Regions from separate parts of the Homo sapiens genome. Here regions 1 and 2 are each linked to region 3. Evidence: chromatin contacts called from ENCODE Hi-C or POLR2A ChIA-PET data. All regions are on one chromosome and are shown on one strand. Each heading gives the region's core, a stretch centred on a gene start or an enhancer-like site at or near the end of the contact. The rest is flanking DNA. Distances are from core to core; before and after follow the strand shown. Region 1 holds the start of CEP20 (centrosomal protein 20). Region 2 overlaps SNX29 (sorting nexin 29). Region 3 has its middle 15 kb from the start of LINC02130.

Region 1 (2,700 bases), core at 162-2,661, 1.5 Mb before region 3:
CATCTCACTGCAACCTCTGCCTCCCAGGTTCAAGCGATTCTTGTGCCTCAGCCTCCCAAGTAGCTGGGATTACAGGCTCCTGCTACCACGCCCGGCTAATTTTTGTACTTTTTTTTTAGTACAGAGGGGGTTTCACCAGGCTGGCCAGGCTGTTCTCGAACTCCTTACCTCAGTCTCCCAAAGTGCTGGGATTCCAGGCGTAAACCACCGTGCCCTGGCAGCTCTTAGGTGTACTTTTTTTTTTTTTTTTTTGAGACGGAGTCTCACTCTGTCGCCCAGGCTGGAGTGCAGTGGTGCCATCTCGGCTCACTGCAAGCTCCACCTCCCGGGTTCACGCCATTCTCCTGCCTCAGCCTCCCGAGTAGCTGGGAGTACAGGCGCCCGCCAGCACGCCCGGCTAATTTTTTGTATTTTTAGTAGAGACAGGGTTTCACCGTGTTAGCCAGGATGGTCTCGATCTCCTGACCTCGGGATCCGCCCGCCTCGGCCTCCCAAAGTGCTGGGATTACAGGCGTGAGCCACCGCGCCCGGCCACTCTTAGGTGTACGTCTAATCGATGTTTATTATTTAGCCAAGTGTTTGGATCTCACCGGCATTACAACTGGAATCATGCAACCTCACACTCAGTTTAGGGTACATTATTCCCCTGTTCCTTTTCCTTTACTTCCATGGGATGTTGGAGCTTATTCCTTCATTAGTTAGTTCCATAAAAAGCTCCTGGACTCCTTACATGCACTGTGTAAGTGCGAGTGGAAGAGGACAGGCTGGTGACCTTGGTTAAGTCTCTTCAGCGATGGAGGACTCTGTTTCCTTCATTGTAAAAACGGCGTGATCATAAGGAAATAATGCGCTAAGGCGTCACAGTAAGTGCTTAATACAGTGGTTCTCGAGGTGTGATCTCCAGACCGACCAGCAGTACCAGTACCACCTGGGAACTCGATAGAAATGCAAATCCTAGGGCCTCACCCCAGATTTACAGAATCAGAAACTCTATGGGGAGGACTAGCAAACAATCCGTTTAAACAAGTCTTGGAGGTGATGAGGATTCATGCTCAAGTTTGAGAACCGCAGGGTTAATAGGTGGTAACTACTAGCAGTTGGTACTTGAGGCTGCAGAGACAATGAAAAACTCAGCTGGCTAAAGTTAAGCACTAAGGTGCCAGCAGCACCCCACAGGGCTCTCCACTGCCTCAGTCCCCGCCCTCCCTGCCGTCTCACTCAACTGGGCCTTCCGAGAGCGCTCGCTGATTGGTGGAGTCTCTGGTCGACATTCACTACCCACTCAACCGCAGAGCTCATAAACTGAGAGGGGCGGAAGTGGGCGGGGCGAGAGCTGTGCGCCTATTGGCTACAGACCACGCCGCAGGGTGAGTGGGGCGGAGCTGCGCGTGCGCAGGGCCGCGGTGCGGCCCTGGCGGCCGTTGAAAAATGGCGACTGTGGCAGAGTTGAAGGCTGGTGAGTGCGAGCAGGGAGGCCTCCACATGGGAAGCGTCGGGCCTTCATCTTGTGGAAAGGATGGGATGGGAGGAGAGCGCGCGGAACACATGGGTTGGCTTTTACAGGCGTCATTCTTCGGTGTGAGGGCCTGCGGGGAGCGTCTGGCTGCTGTCTTGGCCCGTGCGCGGGGAGCTCTTATGGGGAAGAGGTTGCCCACTGGCGAGTTTTAAGCCAGTTTGGAGCTAAAGGAGGAGTTGCGTAATCTTCAGGCATCTAAGAGGCCTACAGGCCTGCATCTTGGGCCCCTGGCTCATCTTCTTGGACCCTGCCGGGGGCTGGAGGACTTGGACCAGGCTTGGCACTCAGGGCTGATGACTACAATTCCCACAACCCCTATTGGGTTAGGCACTGCCCTAAACAATTTGCTTGGTTGTCTCGTTGGGTCCTTACAACAACCTGTTAAGTAGCCCTCCCCTCCTTGCTTTTTTTTTTTTTTTTTAAAGAGAGGGTCTCTCTGTCGCCCAGGCTGGAGTGCAGTAGCGCGATCACAGCTCACTGCAGCTTCGAACTCCGGGACTCCAGCTATCCTCCCACCTCAGCTTCCAGAGCAGGTGGGAATACAGGGGCTCTTCACTACGCCCGGCTAATTTTTGTATTTTTTGTAGACACGGGGTCTTACTGTCGAACTCCTGGTCTCAAGCTATCCTCCTGCCTTGGCCCCCTCAAAGTGCTGGGATTACAGGTGTGAGCGCCTGGCCCCTTTTTCATCAGAAGAAACTAGAGGCAAAAAGTTTGCTGGCCTGGCCATTCTCCTGTCTTTTCAGGAAAAGATACTCTAAGCTAGTTATGTTTGAGTCATTAATGACATTTGTACGCTGTTTACTTTGAAGCAAATGTCCAGACAAGTAATAGTAATAATAGTTATCATTGAGCCTCATGTGTCAGGCACTACTCAACTCAGCCTGTGTGTTACCTGATTGTAACAACCCTATGCCCATTTCATAGACTGGGAAACGAGGTACTGAGAAGTGAAATAGCTCAAAGTGATTTCACTGGAAAGAGACACAGCATGGGAACCTAGTTGTGACGCACTGGAGCGCCAGGTCTTAATCACTGAGCAAGATTGCTGTCCAAAAAATAAAACCAGTTCCACTTTGCAGGGAACCCAGGGTTTAAACTAGTAATTCTTAGATATTTTAGGGAGGAGACGTGTATAAAAGTGTGTATTTGGGGACAGGGCTGGTGAACAATCATAAAACAGA
Region 2 (2,700 bases), core at 66-2,565, 1.8 Mb after region 3:
GAGCTTCTACAACAAGAGGGACCAGCAGCTGTGGTTACATTCAGGCTTTTGAGATGGGGAGATGATCCTGGACTCTTTAGGTCCACCCCATGGAATCTCAGGGTCCCAGAGTAATTGCTGGGAAGCAAAGAAGGGGCCATGGCATAGGGTGGCTGCCAGGAAGCCGCGAAACAAATTCTGCCCCACAACCTCGAGAAGGCGCCAGCCCTGCCGACACCTTGACTGTAGCCTAGTAAGACGGATCTCGGACTTCTGGCCTCCACAGCAGCTGGAGAATAAATCTGTAGTTTTTAGCCACTAACTTTGTGCCAATTTGGTAGGGCAACAATAAGAAATTAATACAGGGGATAACGTTCCTCTTTAATCATAAGAGCTGTGGTCCCAAGAGGGTGGGGCCACCCCGTAATGCCTCTAGTCCTGTCCTCCCTCCACTTGACCTTACGCTGGGGGTGGGGGGAGCGGGTCAGCCACAGGAAGTAGGTTAACCTTGACCCAATCCTTGGACCTGACACAAAAGTCCACTCAAAATGAATCGCAGATCTAAAATGTAAAGCTATAAAACTTTGAGGAAAACCTAGGAGAAAATCTTTATGACCTGGGTTTAGGCTAACAATTGGTAGACATGACACCAAAAGCATGATCTGGGACACAAAAAGTAAATTTCATCAAAATTAAAAAGGTGTCATGCAAAAGACACTGAAAAGAAGCTGAAGACTAGAAGAAAATATGTGCAACTCACATGTTCGACAAAGGTCTTGCATCTAACATATACAAAGAACTCCCAAAACTCAAATCTTTGTAAAACCACAAACAGCCTAGTTTCTAAGAACAGGCAAAATACTTGGACACTTACTTACTTCCCCAAAGAGGATGTGTTAAAGGAAAACATCCACATGAAAATATGCTCAACATCATTACTCATTAGGAAAATGCAAATTAAGACCATGATGAAATATTCTGCATCCTTGTGAACAGCCACAGTAAAGAATCATGACAGTATGACATGCTGCCCAGGGTGCAGAGCAACTGGGCCCCTCATACGCTGTGGGAATGCAGTTTCTTACATTTAGCATAGGATCCAGTCCTCAACTCTTAGGTATTTGCCGCACAGAAATGAAAACTTTTGTTCACACAAAAAGCTGCACTTGAATGTTTCCACTAGCTCTATTCAAAATTGCCAACAACTGGAACCAACGCAACTTTATTCCTTTATGACTAGATAAACCGTGGTATATCCATTTAACCAAACTCTGCTCAGTAATAAAAACACTGCTGACTCACCCAACGACTTGACGGTTCTCACACATGCTGAAAGACGCCAGCCTCAAGAGGTTGCTTACAGTATGATTCCATTTATGTGACATTCTTGAAAAGACAAAACTAGAGGGGGAGGGACAAGGGCTTAGAGGTGGGGGAGGGTGCAGCTAGAAAGGAAATGAGGGGAAAACAGCTTTTTAGGGTGAAGGAACTGGTCTATATCTTGACGGTGATGGTGGTTACTCAAATCTATGCATGTGTTTAAATTCACAGACATGAACAAGAGCAAAAGTCAATTGCACTGTGTAAATTAAAAATTTTTTGTGAAAGTAAAGGCAAGTAGGACTCTGGGCAATCTATTAAACTTGGCCCTATCCCAGAATACACAGTGATGTCTTTCTGGGCCCCATTCTGGATTCATGGATGGTTTTGGCTCGAATTACTGGTCTGTTCTATCTTCTCCCTATTTATATCACTTGCCTTAGCATTTCACAGCACTGCTACATGCCCACAGCCACCCTTTCTCCCACTTAGAACAGGTCATTAATCTGTGCAAGTGTACAAATGGCCCCATCTACCGTTCTCTGTGCCCCTCTTTGCCACGTGACTTTGCAGTGCCCTCCCACTGACTCTGGTTTCTGCCTTGTAATCCCCCTTGGCGATGTGACATGCTCACAGCTTGGATGATACCCATATGGGTGTGCTTCTCCTGTCTGTGCTCCCTGATGTACATGCCCAGGCTCGCCCACTGGTCCTGGGAGGAGGATGAAAGATCTGTGGATCTTTCTGTTTCACAGCCCAGTTTTTCCATTCTTCCTAGTCAAGGCCCTCCTGCATCCACCTACTGATTCCCAGACACAGAAGCCAGCTCAGCTAAGACCAGTTAAGCCTCCTAGCCCATCACCTCACGCATAAGCAATATGTTATCACATACCAACAAAGTATCATAGATGTATGTTACACAGCATCAACATAGGAGATACGTGATAACCAAACCAAGTAACCATTCTCAGTTATTACTCCCAGACATCATTTTAAAAGTGCAAGGGGAGGCCGGGCGCGGTGGCTCACGCCTGTAATGTCAGCACTTTGGAAGACCGAGACCATCCTGGCTAACATGGTGAAACCCCCTCTCTACTAAAAAACAAAAATACAAAATTAGCCAGGTGTGGTGGCAGATCCCTGTAATCCCAGCTACTAGGGAGACTGAGGCACAAGAATGGCATGAACCCAGAACACAGAGCTTGCGGTGAGCCTAGATCACACCACTGCACTCTATTCTGGGTGACAGAGTGAGACTCCGTCTCAAAAATAAAAAAATGCAAGGGGAAATGCAGAAAGCTGTGAATTTGCTTAGCCCACTGAGAAGAAAGCTGTCACCAAGATCGATTATACTTTAGCAGGACAGGACGATTTTGGTCTATAAATGGCAGACAATTTTTT
Region 3 (2,700 bases), core at 161-2,660:
ATGGGTGGCCAGGAGGCTTAGCTGGGATAATGCACATGAAACCCCATGCACGGGGCTCTGGCACAGGGGACCGGCTGCCTCAAGTACCCTCCTGATTAGGGAATGCCCAGAGAGCGGCCCAGGTGCCTCAGGGTCCTCGGTTCATGGCTCAGTTTATTTGGGGAAGTCTGAGACCCTCCCCTGTTCCATGTTGTCATCCCTGCGGGATGGACAGGGATGCTGGGGGCTGCCCTTCTCTGGCATGTTTTCCCGTTTTGCTCCCCCACTTTTTAAATTTAAATTTAAATTTTTATTTATTTTGTTTTTTTGAGATGGAGTCTCACTTTGTCACCCAGGCTGGAGTGCAGTGGTGTCATCTCAGCTCACTGCAACCTCTGCCTCCTGGGCTGAAGTGATTCTCTTGCCTCAGCCTCTCAAGTATCTGGGACTACAGGTGCCTGCCACCATGCCCGGCTACTTTTTGTATTTTTAGTAGAGATGGGATTTCACCATGTTGGCCAGGCTGGTCTCAAACTCCTGACCTCAAATGATCTGCCCACCTCAGCCTCCCAAAGTACTGAGATTACAGGCGTGAGCTGCTGCGCCCGGCCCCGCTTTGCCCCCTTTTAATGAATCTTGGTGCCCTTTTCCTTCTGTCTTCCTCACTTGTTAGGGTTGTGTGCTATTTCATCTTGTGCGTTTAAGACATGGGGTCATCACTGTTCTGTGATCACAGGAAAGCTCAAAGGAAGCTGACAGCGGTGAGATGGTGGCAGGACTGGAGGAGATAGAGAGGGGATGTGTGTCCTTGTGTCTCCTGGGTCTCTGCTGCCACCCAACCCCCCGCCCCCCCCCCCCACTCTTGGCTTTGGAATTTGGGCTGAGTTGTATATGAACCTGGTCTCCTTGGCCAATATCTGTCCAAATTACCAATGCAGAAATCCTCTGTCCCAGCTGGTCTGCAGCCCAGCAGTAATCCTACAGATAAACTGGGGCTTGTGAGACCTTATTTACCTCTGAGGTTATTTTTTGCAACATTGTAAAAGCGAAAGATTGAAACAACCTAAACCCCCTTCAGTAGGGCACTAGTTAAAAATAAATGGCACCATCTGTATAACCGCATATGCTATGCAGCTGTGAAAAACCAGGGAGGAAGCATTTCCAAGCTTTATTAGGTAAGAAAAGCAAGTATGCACAAAGCAAGTATACCTCTTTGTGTAAAAAGGGGAGGACGTGAGAATATATTCCTGTGAGCTTACATTGCATAAACTACAGCTACTCACTGAATGGTGAAATGTTACTTGTGGAGGTGGAAGTGAAACTTCGTGGTTAGGGGACTTGGGGTTGAGAGCAGGACACAGATTTGTTCATTGCCTTTTGGTGAGCATGTACACGCACAACTTTTCAAAATCTTAAACTTAGAAAAATGTAACATCATTAAAGCATAGCATGTTTTGAGTGTAGCGGTTTCGGTTTGAGTGTCACACTGGATCTTGTTTCAGCCTGTCAGCTGTGTGACCTTGGGTAAGTTACTTAACTGCTCCGTTTCCCCATCAACAGAATGCAGTTCCAACCTTGGGCTACTCAGATGGGTAAATGAAATAAACTACTCCCTCCTTCCCTCCTCCCCATCCTCCTCTCCTCCCCTCCCCCATCCCCTCCTCTTCCCTCTCCGCTCCGCCTCCTCCTCCCTCTCCCCTCCCCTCTTCCTCCTTCTCCCCTCCTCCTCCCTCTCCCCTCCCCTCCTCCTCCCTCTCTCCTCCTCCTCCCTCTCCCCTCCCCTCCTCCTCCCTCTCCCCTCCCCTCCTCCTCCCTCTCCCCGCCCCTCCTCCTCCCTCTCCCCTCCCCTCCTCTCCTCGTCCCTCTCTCCTCCTCCCCCTCCTCCCCTTCCCTCCTCTCCCTCCTCCGCTTCCCTCCTCCCCCTACTCCCCCTCCTCCCTTCCCCCTCCCCTCCTCCCTTCCCCCTCCCCTCCTCCCTTCCCCCTCCCCTTTCCCCTTCCCTGTCCTCCCTCCTACCCTCCCCTTCCCCTTTCCTTCCCCCTTCCCCCTCCCCCTTCCTCCTCCTCCCTCTACCTCTCCCCTCTTCCCCCTCTTTTCCTCTTTCCCTCCCCCTCTTTTCCTCTTTCCCTCCCCCTCTTTTCCTCTTTCCCTCCCCCTCTTTTCCTCCTTCCCTCCTCCCTCTGCCCCTCCCCCTCCCCCTCCTCCCATTTCTTCCCCTTCCCCCTCCCCTCTCTGCCCCCCACCTTGCTTTCATTCCCCTCCCCCTTCCTCCTTCCCTCCCCCTCCTCCCCTTTCTTTCCCTCCCCCTCCTCCCCTTTCTTTGCCTCCTCTCCCCCCTTTCCCCCTCCTCTCCCCACTTTCCCCCTCCTCTCCCCACTTTCTCCCTCCTCTTCTTCCTCCCCCTGCTTTCCTTCCTCCCCCTTCCTCCCTCTCCCTTTCTCCCTCCCCCTTCTACTACTCTCCCCTCTGTCCCTCCTGCTTTCCTCCCTGCCTTCCCTGCCATGCCTTTTCCCCTCCCACCTTCCCTCCCTCCCTCCCTCCTGCCTCCCCCACCTTCCCCTGTATATATGTTGGTTAATATCCAAAATATATAAAGAACTCCTACAACCCAATAGCAAAAAACCAAATAGCTCCAAAAATGGGCAAAGGACCTGAGCAGACTCTTCCCCAAAGAAGACAAATGAATGGTCAAGAGGCATATGAAAAGGTGCTTGACGCCAC

Evidence for each region. Hi-C counts contacts between places; a loop is a spot of excess contacts on that map. ChIA-PET counts read pairs that join two places held with the same protein, here RNA polymerase II (POLR2A). Pooled maps may share reads with other maps.
Region 1: a pooled map shows a loop between it and region 3 (5-fold over the local background). The contact joins the promoter of CEP20 here to the enhancer-like site in region 3. A Hi-C loop is called at or near these places in 1 of 50 pooled maps. POLR2A ChIA-PET finds 5 or more read pairs at or near these places in 2 of 52 experiments (BJ and WTC11).
Region 2: a map with no recorded cell type shows a loop between it and region 3 (16-fold over the local background). The contact joins two enhancer-like sites. A Hi-C loop is called at or near these places in 6 of 37 single-sample maps with no recorded cell type and 5 of 50 pooled maps.

What each region holds. Positions count from the first base shown.
Region 1 is chr16:15,887,314-15,890,013 of GRCh38, reverse strand. It overlaps CEP20 (centrosomal protein 20), which reads left to right and starts at 1,411. Exons shown (of 5, transcript NM_144600.4): 1 at 1,411-1,456. The coding sequence starts at 1,429.
Region 2 is chr16:12,537,998-12,540,697 of GRCh38, reverse strand. The region is part of intron 20 of SNX29 (sorting nexin 29); the gene reads right to left. It also overlaps a transcript of SNX29-AS3 not described here. Among named protein-coding and RNA genes, the nearest start is that of SNX29-AS3, 72 kb to the left of the region's middle. Within about 2 kb of position 1,315, at least 2 of the 41 ENCODE cell types and tissues checked have a DNase peak (open chromatin) inside an H3K27ac peak, as active enhancers do.
Region 3 is chr16:14,353,566-14,356,265 of GRCh38, reverse strand. No RefSeq gene overlaps it. Among named protein-coding and RNA genes, the nearest start is that of LINC02130, 15 kb to the left of the region's middle. RefSeq lists enhancers at 1,382-1,481, 2,455-2,700 and a silencer at 1,602-1,661. Within about 2 kb of position 1,410, at least 5 of the 41 ENCODE cell types and tissues checked have a DNase peak (open chromatin) inside an H3K27ac peak, as active enhancers do.